Regions from separate parts of the Homo sapiens genome. Here regions 2, 3, 4, 5, 6 and 7 are each linked to region 1. A link is a loop called in an ENCODE intact Hi-C map of the cell type or tissue named here. Cell type or tissue: endothelial cell of umbilical vein. All regions are shown on one strand. Region 1 has its middle 32 kb from the start of LINC02084. Region 2 has its middle 110 kb from the start of SLC4A7. Region 3 overlaps SLC4A7 (solute carrier family 4 member 7). Region 4 overlaps NEK10 (NIMA related kinase 10). Region 5 overlaps SLC4A7 (solute carrier family 4 member 7). Region 6 overlaps NEK10 (NIMA related kinase 10). Region 7 overlaps NEK10 (NIMA related kinase 10).

Evidence for each region. Peaks named below come from ENCODE experiments on the same cell type or tissue, not always from the same donor. Only the 100,000 strongest peaks of a DNase experiment are listed, where the experiment ranks them.
Region 2: it touches region 1 in a loop (8-fold over the local background); 2 of 110 quality-filtered maps call a loop at or near these places.
Region 3: it touches region 1 in a loop (4-fold over the local background); 11 of 110 quality-filtered maps call a loop at or near these places.
Region 4: a loop joins it to region 1, with 11 times the contacts of the local background. A loop is called at or near these places in 30 of 110 quality-filtered maps.
Region 5: a loop joins it to region 1, with 3 times the contacts of the local background. A loop is called at or near these places in 6 of 110 quality-filtered maps.
Region 6: a loop joins it to region 1, with 10 times the contacts of the local background. A loop is called at or near these places in 23 of 110 quality-filtered maps.
Region 7: a loop joins it to region 1, with 13 times the contacts of the local background. A loop is called at or near these places in 80 of 110 quality-filtered maps.

Annotation. Positions count from the first base shown.
Region 1 is chr3:27,679,362-27,683,361 of GRCh38, reverse strand. No RefSeq gene overlaps it. Among named protein-coding and RNA genes, the nearest start is that of LINC02084, 32 kb to the left of the region's middle. In endothelial cell of umbilical vein, a CTCF peak has its summit at 1,961 (motif pointing right); a DNase peak (open chromatin) is centred at 1,881; H3K27ac peaks cover 375 bases.
Region 2 is chr3:27,589,166-27,593,165 of GRCh38, reverse strand. No RefSeq gene overlaps it. Among named protein-coding and RNA genes, the nearest start is that of SLC4A7, 110 kb to the right of the region's middle. In endothelial cell of umbilical vein, no CTCF peak of the experiment used is centred here; DNase peaks (open chromatin) are centred at 1,155, 1,665 and 2,425; H3K27ac peaks cover 3,309 bases.
Region 3 is chr3:27,465,742-27,469,741 of GRCh38, reverse strand. All of the region lies in intron 1 of SLC4A7 (solute carrier family 4 member 7), which reads left to right. Among named protein-coding and RNA genes, the nearest start is that of SLC4A7, 17 kb to the left of the region's middle. In endothelial cell of umbilical vein, a CTCF peak has its summit at 2,002 (motif pointing right); a DNase peak (open chromatin) is centred at 2,001.
Region 4 is chr3:27,132,334-27,136,333 of GRCh38, reverse strand. All of the region lies in intron 31 of NEK10 (NIMA related kinase 10), which reads left to right. Among named protein-coding and RNA genes, the nearest start is that of NEK10, 240 kb to the left of the region's middle. RefSeq lists a silencer at 1,877-2,036. In endothelial cell of umbilical vein, a CTCF peak has its summit at 1,961 (motif pointing left); a DNase peak (open chromatin) is centred at 1,923.
Region 5 is chr3:27,429,374-27,433,373 of GRCh38, reverse strand. SLC4A7 (solute carrier family 4 member 7) reads left to right here. Exons shown (of 26, transcript NM_001321103.2): 7 at 1,705-2,076. Among named protein-coding and RNA genes, the nearest start is that of SLC4A7, 53 kb to the left of the region's middle. In endothelial cell of umbilical vein, no CTCF peak of the experiment used is centred here; a DNase peak (open chromatin) is centred at 2,083; H3K27ac peaks cover 462 bases.
Region 6 is chr3:27,355,784-27,359,783 of GRCh38, reverse strand. All of the region lies in intron 1 of NEK10 (NIMA related kinase 10), which reads left to right. Among named protein-coding and RNA genes, the nearest start is that of NEK10, 12 kb to the left of the region's middle. In endothelial cell of umbilical vein, a CTCF peak has its summit at 1,918 (motif pointing left); DNase peaks (open chromatin) are centred at 283 and 1,903; H3K27ac peaks cover 715 bases.
Region 7 is chr3:27,310,643-27,314,642 of GRCh38, reverse strand. It overlaps NEK10 (NIMA related kinase 10), which reads left to right. Exons shown (of 36, transcript NM_001394966.1): 7 at 305-346; 8 at 2,466-2,544; 9 at 3,627-3,694. Among named protein-coding and RNA genes, the nearest start is that of NEK10, 57 kb to the left of the region's middle. RefSeq lists an enhancer at 2,596-3,795. In endothelial cell of umbilical vein, a CTCF peak has its summit at 2,388; DNase peaks (open chromatin) are centred at 2,382 and 3,062; H3K27ac peaks cover 462 bases.

The DNA.
Region 1 (4,000 bases):
CGTCCTGGAGATTTCTGTGAGAACAGATTGGTTTTTGAGTTACATTATTATAAGTGTTCAGAATATTATTCCTTTAAGTTTAATTTACTATCAGTGCTTTTGAAATGGTGCCTCTTCATTTTGCTTATAATTCTTTGAAGCATAATCTTAAAATAATATTGCCTTCCTGAAGAATTCAATAGTCTTATGATATATGTCCTCATTTTATCTTTTTTGTTGAGATGTCAAGTTTCCTGTTATACCATAGAAAGCAAGAAATGTCAGACATTATCATGTGTACAGAGCTTTGGCATGTCTGAGTGAATTAATTGGGGAATAAATAAGTATTGAATGGTTGTCCTTGTCTTCATAATAAGCCAAATTTAGATAATCTTGAGAAAAAAAAAAGTCACAGAAGATTGAATTCTAAGATTTATTTTTTAACATTGGGTCCTGAGGCCAGAGTGTCGGAGTTTAGATCTTCTTTCAGAGTTTAGAAAAGTATTTTATTTTTTATTTTTATTTATTTATTTTTTTACATTGGGGTTTGCAGGCAGATGGGAGGATGGCTGCTTTTTATTTTTTTAAATAGCATACATCAGTAGTTTTTAATTTTGTTTTTTTTTTTTAACCTTAGGAATTGTAGCTAAAGAAAAGCCATTATCACTCCAAGTTTAGCTTTGTTTCTAAGCAAGATTTCAGGTTAAGTAGGAGGTGAGAGAATTTTTTAAAATGTGTGTGTTAAAAGTTTTTTGAAAAGAGTGCTAGGTAAAAGTTTATATTTTGGTGGGCTGATTTCATTGCAAACTAAGTGAGAAAAGACAATCATATATCCAGGCTTTAATTTTCATTTACATTGCAGACACCTGAAGGAAAGTCATTTTTTCTTTCTTTAGATTTCAATTGTACTGCTGATAATTGTATCAGAGTAAACCTATTTGTGGAATCAGATTGAATTAAGATTTAAGCAAGAAACATGAATTTGTGTCTTTAAGGGTTCTCTGTGGGTGGGCTTGAGCTTCTTTCTCAGTGCCTTTGTTTCCTTTTCTCTTTTTTTTTTTTTTTTTTTTTTGAGACAGAGTCTCGCTGTGTTGCCCAGGCCGGAGTGCAGTGGCGCGATCTCGGCTCATTGCAAGCTCTGCCTCCCGGGTTCACACCATTCTCCTGTCTCAGCCTCCCGAGTAGCTGGGACTACAGGCGCCCACCCCCACGCCCGGCTAATATTTTGTATTTTTAGTAGAGACCGGGTTTCACCGTGTTAGCCAGGATGGTGCCTTTGTTTTCACCCTTCCTCTGCCTTCATTTTATAATGGTATCTTCTCTTTAAAGTCACGAGGCTTGAACGGTGGCGGTGGCTCACGCCTGTAATCTCAGCACTTTGGGATGCCAAGGCGGGTGGATCACTTGAGGTCAGGAGTTTGAGACCAGCCTGGCCAATATGGTGAAATCCCGTCCCTACTAAAAATACAAAAATTAGCCAGGGGTGGTGGCGGGCATCTGTAGTCCCAGCTATTCTGGAGGCTGAGGCAGGAGAATCACTTGAACCCAGGCGGTGCAGGTTGCAGTGAACCGAGATGGTGCCACTGCACTCTAGCCAAAGTCACATGGCTTGATGAAGCACAATTAACACAAATAATATGTTCCAGATGTCCTCGATTCTCACCGCACTGGTATGATAATGGGTACTATTATCCCAGTTTGACATATGAGATAGCTGATGATTGGTGAGATCTAGTCACATGACTCTTCAGTGCCATGCACAGCTCATTCCAAACCCAGTGATTTCCCCGTTTTCTGATGTCACCTCTTTTTTCTCCCACCAGTCATTGTTTTTATCAAGAAAAAGTTCAACTTCTTGTAGACATGGTCTGCAGGTTCTGTTTGAGCAGTGTTGGCAAAAACTCAATCTGCTAGTCAGTTAGGGGAAATGTAGCAAAGTTAAAAAGTCATCTTAATTCCCTGGAGGCTCGTCTTTCGTCATACTTTAAATTCTTTTCGTTGCCCACTAGAGGGCAGGCAGATCTGTGTCATCACTGTCTTTTTTTTTTTTTTTTTTTCTGAGAGAAATGAGGACACCCAGTCAAGCAGGAAGAACCTGAAAACTGAGACCAAACATTTCCTTGAAAATTAAAATGTGAATGCTTTTAGCTCCTTGGTAGGCAAGTGATTAAGTTGAAGGTCAGGAAAAAGTTCCTGTGTGCCTTGTTCTTGTTTCTGATTCAAGAGCACTGTTTCCTTCACCCTTTCTGAAATCCCCAGCCCTTTAGTTTAAGGAGGAGGACTTGCAGGATTTAGGAGACGGCAACAAAAGGCTTGGGAACAGGTCGAGTTCTTCTGTTGGCTTGGAATTCTCAAGCGTGGTGCTTAAAGTAATGAGACAGTGGGCTGCTCTATTCATGCCACTGTGTTTAAGCACTCACCGATACGATCTGCTTGTAGTGGAGTTCCAGAGGGAAGCTGAGACCTTGGTCTGTGGTCTGGCATGCTGAGCATGCCCAACAGGCTGCCATTGTCCTTGATGAGCTCCAGCAGGGTAAAGCAAGTGTCAATTTCTGTGTCACTGTCAGTCTTAAAAGTCCTGATTCCTAGTAAAAACCACTTGGCAGCCTGGTGCAGTGGCTCATGCTTGTAATTTCATTGCTTTGGGAGGCTGAGGCAAGAGGATTGCTGAGGCCAGGAGTTGGAGACCAGCCTGAGCAACATAGTGAGACCCCCTTCTCCACACAATTTTTTTTTTTAATTAGCCAGGTGTGGTGGCATGTGTCTGTGGTCCCACCTACTCAGGAGGCTGAGGCAGGAGGACTGCTTGAGCCCAGGAGGCCCAGGCTGTAGTGAGCTGACAGAGTGAGACCCTGTCTCTAAAAAATGAAAACAAAACAACAACAAAAAACTTACTTGGAGTCAGCATGTGGGAAAAGGAAAAGGGAAGGGGGTGATCTTGGTTATATGAGCTGCCTTCATGAACGTGCTGGAGCTTCTATCTCACATAAGCTTGTAAGTGGCTTATGACTGAACTGGATCACAAGATCCCTAAGTGCAGTTGGAAGAGAGAAAACATTATTCAAGTTCCCAGAACTCGAAGTAGAGATAGTTTAAGAAAAACAAAATTAAAGGGTGTCCCACACCCTCATCTGTTTATTTTGGTAGCGGTGGGGGTGGTTTTTTTGTGGGTGTGTTCATTTGTTTTTTGAGACAGAGTCTTGCTCTGTCGCCCAGGCTGGAGAGCAGTGGCACAAACACTGCTCACTGCAGATTCATCTGCTTAGGCTCAAGAGAGCCTTCCTTGTTAGCCCCCTGAGTAGCTGGGACCACAGGCACACACCACCACATCTGGCTGATTTTGTTTATTTTTTGTGGAGATGTGGTCTCACCATGTTGCCCAGGCTGGTCTCAAACTCCTGGGCTCAAGTGATCCTCCTGCCTTGGCCTCACAAAGTGCTGGGATTACAGGCATACAGGCATGAGCCATCTGGCCTGGCCACCCTCATCTGTTTTAATACAAAAGTTATGACTGAAAACAAGTTACTCAGAGCAAGCTCCAAGCAAAGCAAAGAGGGAAGAAGCCAGGGTGGATATATACTAGGAGCTGAGGGTTTCAACTGATCTGTAAAAGTCACTTGAAGCCACTTAAACAGTAGTTCCCCCTTATCGTCAAGGAATGTGTGCCAAGATCCCTAGTGGATGAGACTGCAGCTAATACTGAACCCTATGTATACTATGTTTTTTCCTATACATAGATACACATGATAAAGTTTAATTTATAAATTAGGCACAGTAAGAGATTAACACAAATAACTAATAATAAAATAGAACAATTATAACAATATACTAAAATACAAGTTATGTGGGCCAAGTGCAGTGGCTCATGCCTGTAATCTCAGCACTTTAGGAGGCTGAGGCAGGTGGATCAATTGAGGCCAGAAGTTTAAGACCAGCCTGGCCAACATGGCAAAACCCCATCTCCACTAAAAATATAAAAACTAGCTGGGCTTGGTGGCACATGCCTGTAATCCCAGCTACT
Region 2 (4,000 bases), 90 kb after region 1:
TTTACTTATGTTTATAAGTATATTTATATTAATGTATAATACATAATATCATATACTATATATGTTATTATATATACATACATAAAACTGTATTTTTTATATATATAAACACACACACACATACAATTTTGCATAGCCCAATGAAAAGCCTAGAATAGCTACTTCTTTTGAGCCACAAAGATGTTGGGGGAAATATAAATGTTTCTACTGATTCAAGTATTTCATTATTTCTTTTTTTTTTTTTTTTTTTTTTTGAGGTGGAGTCTTGCTCTTGTTGCCCAGGCTGGAGTGCAATTGCACAATCTCAGCTCACTGCAACCTCCGCCTACTAGGTTCAAGCAATTCTCCTGCCTCAGCCTCCCAAGTAGCTGAGATTACAGGCATTCACCACCATGCCTGGCTAATTTTTGTATTTTTATTAGAGATGGGGTTTCACCATGTTGTCCAGGCTGGTCTTGAACTCCTGACCTCGTGATCTGCCTGCCTCGGCCTCCCAAAGTGCTGGGATTGCAGGCGTGAGCCACTGTGCCTGGCTCTTTTTTATTTTCTTATTTTCTTTTGAGACAGAATTTCACTCTTGTCACCTAGGCTGGAGTACAATGGCGTGATCTCAGCTCTCTGCAACCTCTGCCTCCCAGGGTTCAAGTGATTCTTCTTCCTCAGCATCTCAAGTAGCTGGGATTACAGGCGTGCACCACCATGCCCAGCTAAATTTTTTTTGTATTTTTAGTAGAGATGGGGTTTCGCCATGTTGGCCAGGTTAGTCTCAAACTCCTGACCTCAAGTGATTTGCCCACCTTGGCCTCCAAAAGTGCTGGGATTACAGGTGTGAGCCACCACGCCCAGCCAGGTGTGGATTTTCAAAAACAGCAAAATCTGTGGGAATCTAGTATTTCTCTCTAGATGAAGTAATGTCATTGAATATAATTTAAGTTGTAGTGTAATTAAAGATGGTATAAATGGCTCTATTCTTCCCATGCTGACATTTTATCCCAAGCCCTTTCTTCGGGCATCATTGGTCAATGATTTATGGGTTTTCCATGGCTTCCATATCTTGTCTATCACCAACTGGTTTCTGAGACATGAGTGGTTTACCCCGGAAGTGATTATTCAAATTCTGTGGCTGCTGGGCTTTGTTCTTACATCTAATGTATTCAGCTAGATTCTGCTCCAGGAAGAGATAACAAAAATTACTGAAACAATTTGTAAGATGCAGCCAGCTGCATATTGACCTTCAACTCCCACGAGTGTCCCTGCCAAAATGATACAGTTACTTAATTTCCAGAGTCAAAATTATCAATAAAGCCCAAAGGCTTTCTCTCAATAGACAATGGGTATGTGTTTCGGTGTTTGGGTGTGGATGTGTGTTTGTGTGTCACAAAGAGAGAGACTTTCACTCAAAAGACAAGGTATGTGTGCATGAGTACATGTGTATTAGAGAAAGAAAGAGAGAAAGAGAGCAATGAAGACAGAGCACAGCTTTGTTAGAATGGTGAGGGGAGACCCAATGTTAGTTTGCTTCCAGGACTTGATGGAGATTATTGGTTTTTCTTTGAAAGCCCATTCCTCAGCCTAGGTAAAAGCTTTTCCTAGTAGACCGTGATTCATTAACATCCTGTCCTTCTGGGGAGGAAAAGACACGAAAATTTAAGGCAAGATTCCAGGCTGGAAAAGAGCTGTTGTTGAGACAAAGCTTTGATGGAAGGTGAAAGCAGGCCTGGAACCATGTGTGTCATAGTGATTATTTTTTATGGCTCAACGTCAAAATGCCTCTGCTACTTGTTAGTTTGGGGTTTGGTGGGACAGAAAAGAGGAAGGCTATGAGGAGAGTAAGGAACAAAGAGGGAGAGTTTGCAGAAAAATTTTTAGAGCAATTGAAGCTTGATAATACTGGATGTGTCCTGCCTTTTCTGTTGTTGCTTTCATTTGTTGAAGCATTTCATAAGTAGATCACATGTTCACAATAGAAAAGTGAATCTATTATGCAAAATGTCCCAGTTGGAAACTCGTAAGTTCTGAAGGGAAAATACTCTTTTTCAGCTTAATTCCCACTGGCAAAATTTCATACAAACAGACTGCTGTGTGACTGTTTGGAACTGTTGACTAAACCAAGCTCTAAGGGAAATGAAAGTATCCTTTCGTCTGTGCACAACCACTTCTTTATTTTTCCCTTTGCCATTTACCAACTTAATGCATCTGTGTTGACAGCTAAAGACTGATGATTAAATTAGACAACAGTTCCTATTACATTTTAAGATTATGTTAAACACTTGAACATATTGCAATTCTCTAAGGCTGAAATGACTCCTGTAATCTTTCATCAAGATTTATAATCACTATTTCCTTCACTGACAGTATCAAAAAGCTACAGTGGTCAGGGAATGTTCCAGCCACATTGGCAAGAGGATATGATTATATTCTCCAGTGGAAGTTGTAACTTCCGGTTGCCTTTTTCCCTGTGAAAACAATGATTTCCGGTTACCTTCAAGGGTACTGTGACTTTATGACACATCACTTCAGAAAACCAGCTCTGTGGTTGTTGAAGGTGACCCAGGAGAGATGATGAATTTCTCTTTCTTTGGAAATCAGATTTTTCTCTCCTCGAAGACAGAAGAGGAAGTAACATTCTAGGCCAGCACCCATTATTGTGCAAGAAGACTTGGATTTTATCAAAAGTGATGATTAATTGAATTTACATCTCTCAGCATGCACCTCCCACTCCAGGACTGATTTTTGTTTTTCTTTACAGAAAATTTATTTCTCCTTCTTCAACCTTGCATTGTGCATATAGCCATTGAAAACAAAACAGTCACCAGTGTTTTCCATGAAGGCTTTTGCTGAAAAAGAAATCAGCCTCTTCACACTTTTATGTTATCAACAGAGAAGAAAAGAGATGAGAAAGCCAGAAAGATGAATAGCATTCCTATCTTTCTCATTCTTGCTTTTCTTCTCCTGTTAGTGTTCATTCTTTGGCTCTTCTGTTTTTACTTTTTGCTGCATTTATATCTTCTTTTTTGTTTTCTATCCCTTTACTTTGCTTTCCCTTCCCAACCCACACACCTCCTTTGCTCAGGAGGAAATCTCCTCTCCTGGGAGGAGCAAAGAGATAGAATAGAGAAAAAGCATGCAGTAACAGCAATGGAATTCTAATGTTCTCACTCATATGTGGGAGCTAAAAAGTTGAGCTCACAGAAATAGAGTAGAATTGTGGTTACTATGGGCTAGGAAGGGTGGGGGATGGGAGATAGAGATTGGATACGGAATACAAAAGGACAGATAGATAGGAAGAGTAAGCTCTAGTGCTCTATAGAACTATAGGGTGACAATAGTTAACAATAACTTATTGTATATTTTCAAATAGCTAAAAGAGAAGATTTTGCATGTTTCTCTTTTTTTGACATAGAGCTTCGTTCTGTCGCTGGGATTACCAGCATGAGGTATGGCACCCTGTGGATTTTGAATGTTTCCAAAACAAAGAAATGATAAATGTTTTGAAGTAATAGATACACTAATGAACCTGATTTAATCATTACACATTGTATACAGATATCAAAATGTCACGTCGTACCTATAAATATGTACATTATTCCATGTTAATTAAAAATAAAATAAAGCCAGGCACAGCGACTCATGCCTGTAATCCCAGAACTTTGGGAGGCCGAGGCGGGCGGATCACTTAAGGTCAGGAGTTTGAGACAGGCCTGGCTAACATGGCAAAGCTCTATCTCTACTCAAAATACAAAAATTAGCTGGACTTGGTGGTGGTATGCACCTGTAGTCCCAGCTACTAGGGAGGCTGAGGTGGGAGGATCAGTTTAGCCCAGGAGGAAGAAGTTGCAGTGAGCCGAGATCGAGCCACTACACTCCAGCCTGTGTGACAAAGTGAGACTCTGTCTCAAAAAAATAAAATAAAATAAAGCATTTTGCCCACTTACAAAAATGGATTGTTTTAATCCAAATTATGTATTCTGAGTATAAATGTGTATTCTAGATATAAATA
Region 3 (4,000 bases), 210 kb after region 1:
TGCTCTTGTTGCCCAAGCTGGAGTGCAATGGCATGATCTAGGCTCACTGCAACCTCTGCTTCCCGGGTTCAAGTGATTCTCCTGCCTCAGCCTCCTGAGTAGCTGGTATTACAGGCATGTGCCACCACGCCCGGCTAATTGTATTTTTAATAGAGACAGGGTCTCTCCATGTTGGTCAGGCTGGTCTCGAACTCCATTTGTATCCTTTATAATATCCTTTATAAATCAGTAAACATAAGTAAGTGTGTCTGTGAGTTCTGTGAGCTGCTCCAGGACATTAATTAAACCCAAAGAGGGGATTGTGGAAACCCCAATTTAAAGTTCCAGAGGCCTGGACTTGTGATTAGTAGGGGATGGGGTGGTGGGGAAGAGTCTTGGTGACTGAGCCCTCAACCTGTGGGATCTAACACTATCTCCAGGTAGTGTTGGAATTAATTAATTAGAGGACACCCAGCTGGTGTCTGCTGCAGAATTGATTGCTTACTTGGCTTGCTCGTGGGGAGAAATCCCCTGACATTTGGTCATAGAAGTCATCTTCTACGGTGATGATTGTTGTGAGAGCACAGGAAAAATGATTTGAGTTTTTTCCAAAGAGTACTAATACCTAGTATTTAAGTTTTTTTTTTTCTTTTATTGAGACGCAGTCTCCCTCTGTCGCCCAGGCTGGAGTGTAGTGGTGCAAAATCAGCTCACTGCAACCTCCGCTTCCTGGGTTCAAGCAATTCTCCTGTCTAAGCTTCCCAAGTAGCTGGGATTACAGGTGTGTGCCACGAAGCCTGGCTAATATTTGTATTTTTAGTAGAGACAGCATTTTGCGTGATGGCCAGGCTGGTCTGGAACTCCTGACCTCAAGTGATCCGCCCACCCCGGCCTCCCAAAATGCTAGGATTATATGCATGAGCCATCACGCCCCACTCCTAGTATTTCATTGAATGCTTATATTGTACCAGAAATGTTTCTAAACTGTATTCATTGCATGCAACATCTTGTTTAATTTTTTTTAGCCTATCATTTGTATAAATATTGTTATCCCCATTCTACAGATGAGGAAACAGATCCAGTGAGACTAAGTAATCTGCCCAGCGTAGTAAGTGAAGAGCCAGGATTTCAATTCAGACAATCTTACTAGATCTAGAACCTATATTATTACAATTATTATTAATTTCTTCCTAGAACCATGTTGCCCAGGCTGGAGTGCAGTGGCTATTAACAGGTGGCTTCATAGCACAGTGCAGCTCTAACTCCTGGGCTCAAGCAATCCTCCACCTCAGTCTCTTGACTGAGTGTGACCGGTGTGTATCACTGCACTCAGCTTAGATCATGTATTATCTTCAGCCAAAATAAATTGGTTGACAAATTGCATTGCATATGTTTATGTACAGTTTTTCAGTATCTAGTCTTAATTTTATCCTAATATACAACTTATGGAGATAATTTTTTGGATTATGTCATTAATTAGTAGCTGTTGTCAAACATGTGTAAATTGTTTTAATCTCTTAATAAGAATTTATAAGGCTGCTCTTGGTGGCTCACGCCTGTAATCCCAACACTGTGGGAGGCCGAGGCGGGCGGATCACTTGAAGTCAGGAGTTCAAGACCAGCCTGGCCAACATGGTGAAACGTCATCTCTACTAAAAATAGAAAAGTTAGCTTAGCTGGGTGTGGTGATGTGTACCTGTAATCCCAGCTACTTGGGAGGCTGAGGCAGGAGAATCTCTTGAACCTGAGAGGATTTTATTTACATATAAAATGCATATCTGAATACTATTCTACTATATCCTAAATTTGGCTAGTATAAAAATGAAATATTTAATAGTACTTTGCCTTGATAATTTTTTTCTGAATGAAATTAAATGTACAGCTTTCTTAAAGCAACTGCTAGAGAAGTTTTTCAAACTGAATTTCTTTGCCTTTAGAGTCATTCTCTTAACCATAATCACAGCATGAGAGAAAAATTCCATGGTTCTAATCATAACCACTAGATGGTGATCTTATACATTGGTGAAGCCTAAATTTTAGTGGTGTTAAATACTGAAATGGTCGCCCAAATTAAGCAGTGTGAACTCGGCAGTGATATTTAGCAGTGTGAAAGGAGTGGACTGGCTGTGCTCCTCACTGAAACATATGTTTTAAAGTGAGACAGGTTTCCATTTGTTTTACGGGATTTCTTCTTCCTCTTTTCTTGGCTACTTGCTTCAAATTTATGTGTAAATTAAATTAAAACCTTCATGTTTGTTATAGTATTAAAGCTGATTTATTGTGTTGACATTTGTGCTGCTTATTGCTGCGATTTCAATTTAATTAGCTGTTACTGAATTGCTAGTAAAGTGTTTTAAAATAATGAAGTGAAATTTTTTGTGATTAATTATGTTTTACTTAGAATTCCATAAATAAGGCATATAAGTAAAATTATATGTAGTTTAATATAGGGGAAGGTATGTGGCCTAGTGGAATGAACATGAGCTCTTTGAAATCAGATACCCCTGATTTAAATAATGATCAGCTGTGTTACCATAAGGAGTTTTTGTGAGAATTAAAAATAATGTTTGTAAGTGGCCCAGTGAAAAGTGCATTGTCCCTGGAAGTGGGACATGATTTTAAATTATATCTTATCCAAGCTGAAGCAATGGGACCTTGGGAAAACTATTTAACTTTTCTGAGCCTCAAGTTTCTTTCACATATTTGGGAGAGTAATACTTGCTCCTAAAATTGTTTAGTGTAAGACTATTATAAAAGCTAGTAACAACCACAGTGTATGACTGTGGAATACTAAATAAAACTAACTTCCTCACTCATCCATTGTTAATGGAGATTATTCTTCCCAACTTATATTTCTAAAGAGTATAGGAAAATATAAAGAAAATTAAAAAAATTTTTTTTTTCTTGAGATGGAGTCTTGCTCTTTTGCCCAAGCTGGAGTGCAGTGGCGCAATCGCGGCTCTCTGAAACTGCTGCCTCCCAGGTTCAAGCAATTCTCCTGTCTCAGCCTCCCTAGTAGCTGGGACTACAGGCGCGCACCAGCACGCGGGGCTAATTTTGGTATTTTTTATAGAGATGGCTAATTTTGGTATTTTTTTATAGAGACGGGGCTCCGTCATATTGGCTAGGCTGGTCTCGAACTCCTGACCTCAGGTGATCCACCTGCCTCAGCTTCCCAAAGTGCTGGGATTACAGGTGTGAATCACCACGGCTGTCCAAGAAAGTAAAAATTTTAAAGAATTTAAAACGTATCTTCTCATAATTAAAATTGTGCACCTTAATGTACCCCCTTTTCTTTTTCTTTTTTTTTTTTGAGACGGAGTCTCGCTGTCGCCCAGGTTGGAGTGCAGTGGCGCGATCTCGGCTCACTGCAGGCTCCGTCCCCCGGGGTTCACACCATTCTCCTGCCTCAGCCTTTTGAGTTGCTGGGACTACAGGTGCCCACCACCTCGCCCGGCTAATTTTTTGTATTTTTAGTAGAGACGGGGTTTCACCGTGTTAGCCAGGATGGTCTCGATCTCCTGACCTCGTGATCCGCCCGCCTCGGCCTCCCAAAGTGCTGGGATTACAGGCGTGAGCCACCGCGCCCAGCCAATGTACCCCCTTTTCTGTCATATAAAGAGAAAACATGGGCCCTCTGCTTTGTCAGCAGTATCATTTACATCTAGTTACATTCCTGTATTATGTTCCTGTACAGAAAAAGTAATTTCCCATCTGTAAAGGAACTTAAATGGATACTACATATGCTTTCTTAATCACTTTAATTCCTGTACAGTTTTCTTTCTTTCTTTCTTTCTTTTTTTTTTTTTGAGACGGACTCTTGCTCTGTCGCCCAGGCTGGAGTGCAGTGGGGCGATCTCAGCTCACTGCAACCTCCGCCTCCCGGGTTCATGCCATTCTCCTGCCTCAGCCTCCCGAGTAGCTGGGACTACAGGTGCCAGCCACCACGCCTGGCTAATTTTTTGTATTTTTAGTAGAGAAAACCCCGTGTTAGCCAGGGTGGTTTCGATCTCCTGATCTC
Region 4 (4,000 bases), 550 kb after region 1:
GAGACCATCCTGGCTAACACAGTGAAACACCGTCTCTACTAAAAATAGAAAAAATTAGCCGGGCGTGGTGGTGGGCGCCTGTAGTCCCAGCTACTCGGGAGGCTGAGGCAGGATAGTGGCGTGAACCTGGGAGGTGGAGCTTGCAGTGAGATGAGATGGCGCCACTGCACTCCAGCCTGGGTGACAGAGCAAGACTCTATCTCAAAAAAAAAAAAAAAAAAAAAAAAAAATCGATCTCCTAGAGAACAGGCAAGCCATTTATTTGAAGCGCCTTTGAATTGTTTGTCTTCACAACCACAGTTATTGCCAATGGAAAAAAATGTAGTTCAGAATAGCAATGTGTTGTCCTCCAATGAAAATTATACTACTGACTGTCATTGGTGAAACGTTCTGTGTTTTTTCAGCAGTAGTGATGGATAAGACTAGAACCATCCATACCTGCTCATCTGGATCTCCTGTACTAATGGCAAGGGTGACCTAGATTTAACAGAATAAGATATTTAGGATAAAGTTGTATTTCTTAAATTGACTGCCATTTTCAGGGTTTGTAAATTCTAAGAGAAGTGTTATGTTTTGTGTATTTAGTTTGATAACAGTCTTTGAACATTCTGTTTTAGCATTTAGGGAAATATCCTCTTATGCAGTAATGTCAAAATAACTTTTTAAAAAATAGAATTAGGAACTAACTTAAATCACTTTTTATCAAATGGAGTCCTGTGAACAATGGATAGTCTTCTGATGTATTCTTGGAGATACTAGAGAATATAGCAAGTTCTTTAAAAGAATCCATATATTCTTCCATATGTAGAAATCTATATATTCTTTTCCAATATTAATATTATGCAAGTTTGAGAAAACCTAGTATAAAACATGCAGATCGGCTTTCATTATTTTGTTACTTTGTGTAGTATAGTAAAAACAAGCAAACAAAAACCAAGCTTTTAGGTGTGTGACTTTGAGGAAGTAATTATCTTTTTAAGAGTCACTTTCTTCATTTGTAAGATGGGGGAGCTTATGAGACTACTTGCCTCAAATGAAATAAAGTATGTAAAAATGTTTGTTTATTTGTTTCTTTATTGGAGATGGATCTTGCCATGTTGCCCAAGGCTGGTCTTGAACTCTCCTGGGCTCAAGCGGTCCTCCCACCTTTGCCTCCCAAAGTGCTGGCAATACAGGCATGAACCACCGTGCCTGGCTGAAAATGTTTCTAAACTATAAAGTGCTATCCTACAGTAATGCTAGTCATGGTGGCATCTGTTCTAGAATAATGGCTGTGCTAGAAGACGCTGCTCAGAAAGTATTCTTGCATGTTACATAATGTCTTTAAGCTCTGACTTCCTCACCTATAAAATAGTACTTGCTTTATAAGTTTGTCGTGGAGAAAAAAGTGAGACTGCGCATAAATGAGTAGTCATAGTGTCTGGCTCAAATGAATCATAGACATTAATATTCTATTCTTAGTATTATAGTCCTTACGTATAATATATTATTATGTTTATATCACCTGCAATTAAACTATGCATGAGTCATCATTTTGTGTAAAATTTTAAATTCTTGTATGAAAAAACTTCAAAGATGGGGTGCTGTCCATTGTAATAATTATTCCAGTAAGATCAATAGCTTTCTAATATATATGCAGCTTAAGTTGACTGAATGTTAACTTACTCAAATGAGTTTTTGAGGCTTAATTCAGACCATCAGGAGCAGTAAAAACAATTCTAACTTAACTAGAGGCTTCTCAAGTTAAATAAATCGCAAGAATTCTCAGAGTACCTGAATTAATAATCTGATACTCATAGCTTCCAGTAGTGGGTTAAGTCCCCTTTGAAGGAAGCTATGAGCCCACTGGTGTTCCACACTTTCAAAAGTTTGTCATAGCAGAGAAGGCTCGCTGCCTTTCTGTTTGACAGCCCCTTGCAGTCAGCTGGGCAGCAGCTAGAGGGTTCTGGGCCAACACTGCCCTCTGGTGTTTGGTTTGGGGAAGTGGCAACTTTTGGTGCATTACAAAAGGGAATTATCAAACCTGTGCTCTGTCCAGGTACTTTCTGGTCCCCTCATTACTCCATCCCATCTTCCTGCTAGGAATATACATGCACATGCTCCTCACCTTCATGTCTGTTTCTATTCTAAGTTAAATTCATTTCTCTTTTGCTTTTCTCTCTCACACACATATATCATTTATACTCATTTTCCTTCTCATCTGTCTTTGATTTGCTCCTTAATGCTGAGAAATCTCTCTCTCTCTCCCTGCACCCCCCTTCCTCTCTTTTCTTTCTCTATTCCACATTTTTTTAAATTTCCTCCTTTCATTTCATGTGAAAGGACAATAATAATTATGACTATTTGCTGGGAGCCGAGGAAGGGATCCCATCTGGATTAAGGCAAAAGAAACTATAATATTGACCTGAAAAGAGGTCAGAGGAGACTCAGTGCTGCCAACCTACAAAACATTTCAGAGTACACTGAAGTGCTTCAGTATCTCCAGAAGAGTCTTATTTCTTCGCTAATTAACGTATTTTGACTCAAACACTAGGATAAAAGATACATTTTTTATTTTTTGAGATGGAGTTTCGCTCTCATTGCCCAGGCTGGAGTGCAATGGCATTATCTCAGCTCACCACAACCTCCACCTCCGGGGTTCAAGCAACTGTCCTGCCTCAGCCTCCCAAGTAGCTGGGATTACAGGCATGCACCACCATGCCCGGCTAATTTTGTATTTTTAGTAGAGATGGGGTTTCTCCATGTTGGTCAGGCTAGTCTTGAACTCCTTACCTCAGGTGATCCTCCTGCCTCGGCCTCCCAAAGTGCTGGGATTAAAGGCATAAGCCACTGCACCCAGCCAAAGATATATTTTTAAAAACATTTTTCAATTGAATTATTTTCCTGTTTTATATAATTACAGTACTTCATAATGGGCCCTACATTCTACTATATTTGGGATGATGAAAAGTTTTTATTTGGCTGTGCAATCAGTGTTGTGAGCCCCTCCCTGTAGGCCCTATTCTTTGCTCTGCCATTATCTTTTATATGTCCTCCTGTCTGACAAAACTTGAGTAAATAAGATAAGGTTAAGTCATGCTGAACGAACAGTTACACCCTGAAATTCCTTGGCTTGACACAATAGAGGTTTATTTCTTACTCAGTTCCATTCGGGCTGCTCAGGTGGCCCTGTTCCTTCTTGTGGCTGTGCAGTCAGAATAGGATGGTAATGCCAAGCTCCTTGCAGTAGGGAGGACAGTGGTGGAGAAAACACACTGACTTTGAATTGTCTTATCCTCAGAGTGACACACATCATTTTTATTGACCAAAAGTAGTCACATGGTACTAACTAAGCCTGTAAAGGAGCCTAGAAAATAGAGCAGGGTTGGGGTAATAATTATTTCTGATACATTCTTCTTTCTTTTGATCTGAGCTTTGAATTATATTCTTGTTTAATATTGAGATCTCTTACTATCACATTTTCCTTTCCACTTAGCCATCTTTTTTCTGACTGGTTCCTCTTTCTCTCCCTTCAAGTTCTTTCCATAATTTAAACAAAACCAAATATTATTTCCACTCTGAGACCCTTTTAATCCTGACCCAATTTCTTTTCTATTATCCTTCTTCTAAATGTCACTTCATCTTTCTGTGCTTTCCAGGACTTTTGATTTTCTTGTAGAGATCCAACCTACAAAGCATGACAAATCATTTTTTTAATCCCCATTTTTTTTGTTACCATGTTTTCTAAGGTCCTACCATGACTTTCTACTACTCACTTACTAAATGTAACTCATCCTAGTCTGGTCTTAATATATGCTAATCTATCCTCTCTTTCTTCTGGAATGATTGGTACCTAAATCTGACCTCTCTGCAGCTGAATTTTCAGGAGCACTCCAAGACAGGCATCTGACTATATATACTACTAAAGCAGATATGTATTTCCTGGTCCAAAGTGTCAGATCCTATAGTACCAAGGCTACAGTGTTTGGCATAGTTCTAGGCATATTATAAGCACCTAAAC
Region 5 (4,000 bases), 250 kb after region 1:
AATGCTGGACACTTGGAGGTTTTGCCTTTCTTTATTCTTCTGTGTAAAGCAGAGGAATGCATCAGTAGGGTTGAGAACTCTGACAGTGAGTCTGGAAAACCCGGGTGCAAAGGATCAGAGTGGCTTATGGAGAGTCACTGTAGCCTCCAGTAGTTGCTGTAAGCTGCTACTATTACCCAAAGCTCGTGAGGATTACAGTGAGGACTAGTGGAGTATGGGGCACAGTGCCTGCTCATCTTTTTTACCCCTGAAATAATAGTATGACTTTTAAGTGTTCTACCAACAAGCAAGCATAGGTGATAGGGTCTAGTTTTTCTAAAGTTGAAAATAATCATCTTTTTTATCTTCCACTTGGCCATGAAAACCCTTTTTAATCCATTTAAAATTATGCCATGTTGTATTTAAGCAATCTTAAGAGTAAAAGAATACCTCTTATGGACCAAAATGCAATGTAAAAACAAGCCAATGTATAGCGCATTTTAACTCTCTTTTTTGTCTTTTATTTGTTGTTTATATTCTCTCCTTTGGTGAAATAAGTTCATTTATCCAGAGGGACCCTATTCAGTCTTTACTCTTCGTATGCAGTTGTTCCTCACTATTGTCCAATTGTAATTTGCTCATCAGAAGACATTGACTGTTTTCTTTTAAATGCCATTTTAGCATGTTCTTTTGTTGAAATATAGTTATAATTTGAGTTTTTCCTGCATGTAGCTTATTGTTTAAATGGTGTTTCCTAATGGATTATAGTTTAACTATTTCTGAAACCTCTTGAGCATGTAACTTTGATTAGGCCATATGGAATTGAATATTGTATTTGCATGTTTTTCATAAAGAATGTTATTCTTTTAAGATACACTTAGTACAAATATGAGGGGTTTAATTAAAAGTATGCATGACCTTTTGAAATATTTTAGACCTACTGCTATATTGCTGTTGTTGGTGAGAAGTACTTTATTCTTAGCTAGTGAAATAAAAAATTATATGTATTTGTTTTAATGTATCTGCTACATATCAGAAATGAAAAGCATACTTTAGGACATTTATTAATATTTTTAGAGAGCTCAAGAATATGTATCCTTTAAAATTGACATTGTGTTTCTCTTTTTAAAAAATTTCTGTTATTTGTCTTTTTTTAAAACTTCAGAGCAGCACCACCTGTAGATGGTGTCTTACTGACTTAATATTGTAAATATTTAATACCAGTTTTAAGTTAGAAATTATTACTTAATGTTAACATGAACTTTTTCTCTAAGAGATAATTGTCTGTAGCTGTTTGGTAAAATGTAGGAAAAATACGCTAAATATAAGCTATTAGTTTTGGTTATTTTTGGTTTGAGTTATATTAATTGTGTATTACATATTTTCATTTGCTATTTATTGTTTAAGCAGTGACTTTGTATTGATATTGTCCTTTTTAAAAATGCCATGCTATTGGTCATTCTAATTTCTAACAGGATATTGCCCCCACCATCTGTCATTAACAATTTTTTTTTATGTGTTCTGAGAACTAATTACAGTTTTAACCAACTTTTTAGTGACTTTCTAACATGTAAAAACCCGATTGACATGCTAACCATCACATGACTTTGAAATTTTGGGCCTTTGAAGTATGCAATTTATAGTGTAAATTGATTTTTTTTTAAATGTCTCTATTTGCCTTCTGCAGTGGACTTCATCATTTTTCATTTATTTGTTTTATCTCAGGGGAAGGCCTTTCAGCCTCCCGCCACTCTTTGCGAACAGGTCTGTCTGCCTCAAACCTTTCCTTGAGAGGAGAATCACCTTTATCTCTTCTTCTTGGTCATCTTCTTCCTTCTTCAAGAGCTGGAACCCCTGCAGGCTCAAGGTGTACAACCCCAGTACCCACCCCTCAAAACAGTCCTCCTTCTAGCCCTAGCATCAGCCGCCTGACCTCCAGAAGTTCCCAAGAGAGTCAGCGTCAGGCCCCAGAACTACTGGTTTCACCTGCCAGTGATGATATTCCCACAGTAGTAATTCATCCGCCTGAGGAAGACTTAGAAGCAGCGCTGAAAGGCGAGGAGCAGAAGAATGAGGAAAATGTTGACTTAACTCCAGGCAACTATCCAAAATCCTCCATGTGTGGTGCTTTCTGCCTCTGAGTCACTTGCACTTGGAATGCCTTTTAGCACATAGCTTAAGCAGCATATGTAGATAATGCTTATAATTTATTTTGACTTCTGCATGTTTTTTTTTCTTTATGATAGATTGTGTTAGGTTGGTGCAAAAGTAATTGCGGTTTTCGCCGTTGAAAGTTTGCTTTACTTTCAATGGCAAAAATTACTTTCAGTGGCAAGAACTCAATTGCTTTTACACCAACCTAATAAAAAAGAGTAAGATTATTAAAAATTTGAGTTACAAAAAGACTACAAAGAAGACTACACATAATTTAAGCCCTTTTAAAAAGTTTCACTTAGATTTAAAGGTCAAGACATTTGAACACTTCAGTAAAACATAGTCATTTTTTATAATGTTTTAATTTGCCATGAACTTATTTTATATTTATTTATGTATTTATTTTTATTAGACCGAGTCTCACTCTGTTGCCCAGGCTGGAGTGCAGTGGTGTGATCTCAGCTCACTGCAGCCTCTGCTCCCTGGGTTCAAGTGATTCTCATGGCCTCAGCCTCCTGAGTAGCTGGGACTACAGGACTGAGCCACCACGTCTGGCTAATTTTTTGTATTTTTTTGTGGAGACATGTTTTCACCATGCTGGCCAGGCTGGGTGAACTTTTTTTTTTTTTTTTTTTGGAGACGGGGTCTTGCTTTGGAGGCTGGCATGATCTCAGCTCACTGTAACCTCCACCTCCTGGACTCAAGCAATCCTCCTGCCTCAGCTTCCCAGTTAACTGGGACTCAGGGGCGTGTCACCATGCCTGGTTAATTTTCGTGTTTTGTAGAGACCAGGTCTCACCATGTTGCCCAGGCTGGTCTTGAACTCCTGGGCTTAAGTGATCCACCCACCTTGGCCTACCAGAGTGCTGAGATTACAGGTGTGGGCCATTGATTGCGTCTTGCCTTGGTAGCTTGGTTTTGTGTGTGTGTGTGTGTGTGCATGCAGTTCACTCATAAGGTGAATGAACACATACAAATAAATTATAGTGAAGTGATGTGCCTTAAATAGGGATAGAGTCATACTCTGTCACCCAGGCTGGAGTGCAGTGCCACAATCATAGCTCACTGCAGTGCCACAATCATAGCTCACTGCAGCCTTGAACTCCTGGGATCAAGCAATCCTCCTGACTCAGCATTCTGAGTAGCTGAGACTACAGGCACATGCCACAACATCTGGCTAAGTTTTTTGTAGAGACGGTATCTTGCTGTGTTGCCCAGGCTGGTCTTGAACTCCTGGCCTCAAGCAATCCTCCTGCCGTAGCCTCCCAAAATGCTGGGATTATAGGTGTGAGTCACCAGGCCCAGCCATACCTTTTTTTCTATTTAATGCTTTTCTCCAAAGAATGTAGTACATTTTAGGCTTTTTTTTTTTGCTTGGGCGGGTGGGGTGGAGAGACAGGTTCTTACTCTGTTGCCTAGACTGGAGCGCAGTGGCGCCATCTTGGTTCACTGCAGCCTCGCCTCCTGGGTTCAAGTGATTCTCCTGCCTCAGCCTCCTGAGTAGCTGGGATTACGGCGCGTGCCACTACCACCCAGATAATTTTTGTATTTTTAGTAGAGACGGGGTTTCACCATGTTGGCCAGGCTAGTCTTGAACTCCTGACCTCAAATGATCCACCCACCTTGGCCTCCCAAAGTGCTGGGATTACAGGCATGAGCCACCATGCCCAGCCACATTTTAGTCTTTTAAATAAAGATAGGATCAAGTGTTCTTTTTCTCATTTTGCCTTTGAGAAGATTGAAGTTCTCTAATGACTGACTGCCTGGAATCATATACAGACTCGGATTTATGTTTTGGAATAGATTTTAGTTGTCCATTGTTTCATGCTGTTATTTATCTTTAATCCAAATTTACCTTGAAATTTTC
Region 6 (4,000 bases), 320 kb after region 1:
GACGTAACATAGAAACTGCAAAAACAGCACAGAATTCCCATATACCCTTCACTCAGCTTCCCTTAATGTTGACATTTGTCATCACCATGTTACAGTCATCAAAACTGAGAACTAAACATTTAACCAGTGCATTTTAACATGTTTGTCTTATCTCTGGCTGCTCTATGTGACTTTTTATCTTATTTTAACTACTTTTCTCAAAGAATCACTATTAGAGGAATTTTTAGAAAAATATCTACAGTAAAGGAATTAGAGAAATGATTTTCCATTTTGTACTTCTAGTTAGTTATGGGGCTGAAAGTTCTCTAAATTCTTTTAATATGTCCCTTTGAAAACAGACAGAACTGTAACTTGTCATCTAAAATGAAAGGTTAATCATTATTCATCAGAAGAAACAGAGACTTCTTGTCAGTACAGGAAGTTCTAACTTCCTTTTGTGGTAGGGTTCATTGCAGTTTATTTTAGTGCTTTTTTCAAAATAATAAACCTGACATAGCCAAAATGGTAATTAACTTTAATCTGATGTATTTTCACTGTTATTACTTTATTTTTGATTGATTGATTGATTTTTTTTTTTTTTTTGAAATGGAGTTTCATTCTGTTGTCCAGGCTGGAGTGCAGTGGCACGGTCTCGGCTCACTGCAACCTCTGCCTCCTGGGTTCAAGTGATTCTCCTGCCTCAGCCTCCTGAGTAACTGGGACTACAGGCATGCACCACCACACCTGGCTAATTTTTGTGTTTTTAGTAGAGACGGTGTTTCACCATGTTGGTCAGGCTGGTCTTGAACTGACCTCGGGTGATCTGCCTGCCTTGGCCTCCCAAAGTGTTGGGATTACAGGCATAAGCCACCACTCCCTGGCCTGTTATTACTTTATAAGTACCGTTTTTAACCATTAGTAAATGTAGTAAATAAAATGGAGTATTTACAAAGATGCAACCTGAGTGATTAGTAGGAAAAAAAAGATATTTGTGGATTTGTGGGCGATTTACCATAATGATTCAAATGACTCTGTTTTATATTTAGTAAATATGAGGCCACCTGAGGATCTTTTGAGTAGCTAAGGCAACCATGGAATAAAAACGGGTTTCTGGGTAGAGATCTGAAAACCATATCACAAATACTCCCTATGTTATTTAGTTAGTAGGTTAATATTGCACAATTTAGATTAATTACACTCAGGTAATTTTGCCATGGCATGTGTTTCTTTCTCTGTCACATGTGTTTACTCAGCAATTACCAAGACATCACGAGCAAATGAGGGGCCTCTCTAGGGACTTCTTTAGCATTAACCCAAATTTCAAACAATAGAGGATAGAAATTACTTCTGAGAGTTTCTTTTAAAAAATGGATTTAAAAATTCAACAATGAATCATAACTGTGATTATAGCTGTACTTGTCTAGGGCTGTACGCACCAAACCCTGAGGTTTGGAAAAGTCTCTTCTCTCCCATCTGAGATGGTATTCAGGTCCCATGACTGAGGTGTACAAAAAAAGCAAAGACACCAAAAGTTTCTGTTTTTAAAGTAGCATGCCTTTGGTTTTTATATATAATCTTTCACTACTGTGACTACTCCCTATATAACAAAATAACAAACTTAATTTCCACCTTCTCATTAGAATGGAAGAAAAACCCATATAGGTACAAGTGTTTGTGTAGCAAATTCTCTTAACACTTATTTTACAGATAAGGCCAAAAGTTTTTGTAAAAAGCCAAAGTTTTTGGCCTAATCTCATTGGTAGAATAAGTGTTAGAGAATCAGTGGTTTTCTATTTTTATTTTAGCAATAGAATCCTTTTCTCTAATGAAACTGTATGCAGAACCCCAGAGAAGTAAGATTGCTTTGGTTTAAATGGAGAGTCCACCTTGAGCTTTAACTGCTTGGCCACAGTTCTCCTTTCCCAGCCTCACTCTCGCCCTCTCCTGGTTGTCATGGAGTTGTCAATTTCTGGGTTAGTCCCCTCAGACTCTGTACTTAGGGCTGTGGTTCTCAATTAGAGATTCATCTAGGGTTGCTGTGAAAACAGTTTTGTTACTTAAAAAGATAGACTTTAATAATCCAGACCAGTGGTATTCAGGTGATATTCAGACTGGTGTGTCACTGGTCCATGAGCAGATAAAGACAGAAATTGAGAATAAGAGTTTAGAAATATTTACAGCACTTCAGCATTGCCATGACATCTTAGGCACATCACCAGTGGCATTGTCTCACTGAACAGGATTTGAACCAAAAGTATCAGTCCATAAAAGATTGGAAATTAAAGAGTTCTTTATTACAGATAGTTTCAGAAGCACAGCGATGAGTATTTTCTTATATAGAACTCTAAGTTTCCCCCAATGACTGAATAATTCCTGAATGTGCTCAGGATTATTACAACATCACAAATGCTCATCAACTGATTTTATTTATAAAAGAGTTTTATGAGCGATTTGTTGACCTAAAAAAGTAATAACACAGGTTTTTTTTAAAATAATCCTTTTATCCGTTCATCCATTTATTAGGCATTGCATTCAATAAATATTTATTATTTGCCTACAACTCACCATTCTCTGGTGAATAGTGGAAGCCCAGTTCCTGGCCTTCTGTGGTAATAAGGCAATTGCAACATCAAAACCTCCCAGAGCAAACCCATACATTTGATATTGGATTTTCCTGATTACCACATAATAACAATATGTGGGGAGTATAGGCTGCTCTGTGGGCATCGAGAAGGAGCACCAGACTTGGGATGTCAGAGGAGGTTCTAAGCCTTAAAATAACTGTTAAAAGCAAATAACTGACAAAATAAGTCACTCCTTACAGATTGTGATACATATTTTTTGAGGGCTTATGCCATGCTTACACTGTGTCATGCACTATGTGCTGTTCTATGTGTCAGGGACATATTTGTGGATGAAACAGACACAGTCCCTGCCATAGGAGGCTTATAAGCTAGTTCAAAGAAGTCAATAAATGGACAAGAGGATTTCCGATGTTGATGAACTCCAGAAGGAAAGAAAACAGAGTGCTGTGGTAAGTATGAGTGTGTGGGGGTGAATATGTCACAGATACTCATCAGAGGAGACCCCACTTAGGAGAGCACATCTGACCTGAAACCCAAAGGATATGGAGAAGCCAGTGTGAGATTATGGGAAAAGAACAGCAAGCAGGCAGAAAGTGCTTAAGGCAAGAATATAGTTGGCATGTTCATGGGCACAAATGGTCTTAGTCTGTTTTGTGCTGCTATGATAGAATACTACAGACTGGGGTATTTATTTATTAGTTTATTTTTAAGAGACAGGATCTTGTGCCGTTGCTCAGGCTGGAACGCAGTAACACCATGAGGGCTCACTGCAGCCTCAACCTCCTGGGCTCAAGCAATCCTCTTGCCTCAGCTTCTTGAAGCTTGCACTACAGGTACACACCACCACACTTGGCTTATTTTTAAATTTTTTGTAGAGATGGAGTCTTGGTATGTTGCCCAGGGTGGTTTCAAACTCTTGACCTTCAAGTGATCCTCCCACTTCAGCCTCTGAAGGTGTTAGGAATACAGGTATGAGCCTTCATGCCTGGCAGACTAGGTAATTTATAAAGAACAGTTCTGGAGGCTGGGAAGTCCAAGATCAAGGTGCTAGTAGGCTTGGTGTCTGGTAAGTGCCCAGTCCCTGCTTCCAAGATGGAGGCTTGAATGCTGTTTTCTCTGGGAGTCACACTTTTTCTTACATGGCAGAAGAGCAAAGAGAGAGAACTCATTCCTGAAAGCCCTTTGTAAAATGCACTAAACCCACTCATGAGGACAGACTCTTGGCTCAATTATCTCTCAAAGGTCCTACCTTTTAATACTGTTTTAGTGGCAATTAAATTTCAACATGAATTTTGGAGAGGATAGACATTCAAACCATAGCATTTGGCATGTTCGTGGGTTCATGTTTCTCTCTAGAAAGCCAACATGGCTGAAGTGGAGGAAGCAAGAGGGAGAGGGGAGGAGGCAAGCTCAGAGCAGTGAAAGTCATGGTTGGA
Region 7 (4,000 bases), 370 kb after region 1:
AATGGCTCTTCTCAACTCGAACATTTTATGATGACACAGGAGGAGTTAAGAAGAATGAAGGGGCAGGCTGCGGTTCTGAGCACAGATTTATTCTCTTGATCTCAACCCAACTTTCATATTTATTAATAGTTTATTTTAAAGGTAGTATGAATGACATACTGTAAGTTTTCCGTATTTATATTAGAATGTAGACCTTCACAATATAATTATAAATATGACAACTTAGTAAAGAAATTGCATGTAAAATATACTTCCCCCTCCACCCTCATCATTTACATGTGTTTTGTTGCTTTTATTTTATTAGGAAATACTCCATAGCTTGGGTGGGATTGAAAACCTAGCTCAGGTAAGATTCCTTTTGTGGTGGCTGGTCTTGCCTTTTCATTTTGTGCCTGCTATGAGCAAGAATTAAAAGGGTATGTGACAGAAGGTGGCTTTCCTATGTTATGCTGTCTGCCCCAGAGAGGGACAGACAGCGTTAAGTGTGAGTGTGAGGCATGATACTCACAGAGCAGGGAGGAACCCACCACATTTTGTTCTGGCTAATTGGGCTCACTTTACTCAGCCTGATGAAATGAGAAAGTGCTATAAAAGGTCACATGTCTTTAGCTAGTAATAATAAGAAATAGGCAGCCAGGTGCGGTGGCTCACACCTGTAATCCTCGCACTTTGGGAAGCTGAGGTGGGTGGATCACCTGAGGTCAGGAGTTTGAGACCAGCCTGGCCAACATGGTGAAACCCCGTCTCTACTAAAAATACAAAAATTAGCCAGGCATGGTGCCAGGTGCCTATAATCCCAGCTACTCGGGAGGCTGAGGCAGAGAATTGCTTAAACCTGGGGGGCGGAGGTTGCAGTGAGCTGAAGTTGCACCACTGCACTCCAGCCTGGGCAACAGAGCGAAACTCCGCCTCACAACAACAAAAGGGGCGATGGCTGGAAGGCTGAAGCCCTTAGCATTGTATATACCATATGGTGGGAGGAAAAGAAATATGTATATATATATGCATATATATTTGAAACGGTGTCTTACTATGTTGCCTAGGCTGGTCTCAAAATGCTGGGCCCAAGCAATCCTCCTGCTTCAGCCTCCTGAGTAGCTGGGATTACAGGTGTGTGCCACTGGGCCTGGCAAGATAATAAACTGATTATGAAGATGTTCAAAACATTTTCAAACAAGAAAATGATTACTGTGCTCACTAAAATACTAATAAATAGATGACAAAGAAAGGAATGATCTTGACCTTATTTATTTTTCTGCTTTGCTAACTACTGAGCGAGGGTAAGCAAGTGAATATATATACTGAGCAACTCAGAGGCTTGCATTTATTAATACAATAAAACAAAATTTCTTTTTCTTTCTTTTTCTTTTTTTTTTTTGAGATAGGGTCTCACTTTGTCACCTAGGCTAAAGTGCAGTTGTGTGATGTCAGCTCACTGCAACCTCTGCCTCCCAAGTTCAAGTGATTCTTGTGCCTCAGTCTCCCAAGTAGCTGGGATTACAGGCATGCGCCACCATGCCCGGATCATTTTTTTTTTTTTTTGTATTTTTAGTAGAGACAGGGTTACACCATGTTGGCCAGGCTGGAATAAAACAAAATTTCTGATCACGTTTTTGAGTTGGAACAGGCTAGTCTCCTAAAACCTGTATAATGTTTACAGAAAGAATGATTTTCATAATAAACATGTGGCCCTGCAAACTCATTCTGAATAATTAATGGAAGATTAAGTTGGTGGCAATTTAACATTAAATCTACTTTATTTTATTATATTCTTAGAAAATTGATTCATGTTTATTTTTTGTTTTCAAGAACCTTTTAAATTGACTAGAGGTGTACCTCATTTAATAACTTAATATTTCATAAGATTATGTTACAAAGCATCTTCTTATCCATTTTAACTTCCATTATAATATTAGAAATTACCTGTTTCCCTGAGCCTGTTTCTTATTATAATCATTATCCACAGTGAGAATTATCAGACTACTCAGTACGCATTTTATTCTGATTATTGCTAACTGCATGTATGCTGGTTAGACATATATTCAGAGCTTATATACGTCAGTAAAATATATACAATGTATTATAAAAAATTCTCCTAAAAAGATACATTGAAGAATAAACATTCTATATACTATGTATTATGTATCTTATATGTATCTTGTATTTGGATACTAAATTACACAACAAACTTACTTAGTTAAGAGTCATTTTGAGACTTTTGAGAGTTTATAGAGTCTTGAGATGGTCTTTCCCTCAACTTCATAGCACGCAAGAGAAGCCAAAGAATCTAGAAACCCAGTCACCTTTTGCACTTGAGCGATAACTGTTCCAGGAGCATGAGAGTATTATTTGATGAATCTGTTTTGCCACCTACAGTTTATTTTAAGAACTGCAGCATCTTGTTCCTTGCTTCCTTGGGTGCTTTTGGTGTCCTGACTGGCTTGTTGGTTTGGTCCTTCATGCAGTATATGGAGATTGTAGCCAATGAGTACCTCGGCTATGGAGAAGAGCAGCACACTGTGGACAAGCTGGTCAACATGACATGTAAGTGTTATTGCAGGGACACAGCCATTTTTGTGGACTTGCTAGAAAAAGCAGTATGGTGTTTGCAGCAGGAAACAAGGATACTTTAAATATTTATTAATGTTCGCACACACAGCTCAGGTGTTGAGCATCCAGGCCAATTGTTATATTCAGTGGCAACATACAGCCAGAAGAAAGATGTTTAGATTACAACCTTTACCTTGAAAAGCACAATTTATTTAATGCAAGAGAGGCTTCCATAAAAGCAAATTTTGGTAAAATCTATTTTTGCGTCTTTTTATTTCTGTTAAAATGTCAGAGACTATCCAGTTTTTTTTCTATAAAGTTGGGTTAATCATGATTGCCTACCTCATAGAATCTGAAACATCCAGAGCATGAAAAAGAAAAATAACAACAAACCTTATCTGATGCTGCGAATGTGAAAACATTGGACTGTGAGTGTGAGGTATTCCTTAGTCACTCAATCTTCTCCCGTTGGAGGCTCTTCCCAGCCCTGCTGTCCTGCACTCCAGCTTTGATGAGTCACAGACGTCCTGCCGTGTGGGATGCCTGTCCGTTTTCTTTGTGTGACTGGACTGGCTCTTCATATCTGCTTGTGGAGCAGCACAGTGATTCTCAGATCCAGGGAGAGAAGAGTTTATGGCAAGCCCTGGGCACTAGGAAGTCTCTTTGAGGATGACTATTTTCCTCAGCTGAGGAAACGTGCAGGTTCCTCTCATTTGCTGGCCTTCCCTCTCTTCTTTATAAGTTGAAATCTTCACAGAGAGGATCTTTGAAGAATAGGCCTCACTTTGAACTGGTAATGATGTTAAGGAACTTCAAGTGGAAAGAGAGGTTTGCCTTTTTTGGTATTTTTATATTTCATTATTACAATAATATTAGAAAATAAATACCAGTGGAGCTTGAGGAGTAATTCTTGGGGTAAAAAAGTAGCCATGCTGCTCCTGCATCTGTTGTTCCTTTTGTGCTGTGTTCCCTTTGACCTTTCTCTGCCTGCCCATATGCACTGCAGATCTGTGCTCCTGGAAGTACTCCCCCTTTAATCTCTGGATGCCTCTTTGCGCTCTTTCTTTCCTTTATAGATATTTTTCAAAAACTTGCTGCAGTCAAAGATCAAAGAGAATGGGTCACCACAAGTGGAGCCCACAAGGTGAGTGGCCCCTGAAAGAGTTAATGCTTCAGCTCCCTATGGCAATAGTTCACATTAGGGAAGTTCAGAGCCTTTGCGGTTAAGTCATGTGTAATTAGAATCCACAAACCTACCAGCCTGGCCTGAGATTGTGGATCTTTGTCAACCCTTTTATATTCTTTACCAGCATTACAAGTTAATAGAGATATAATAAATACAAGTTTTCTGGAACTCTTTTCTTTTTTTTCCTATGCCATTTAATACCAACTAGGTTTATTACTTAAATATTATTTGAAAAGCCCCAGCTATGTATAAATACACCCTAGG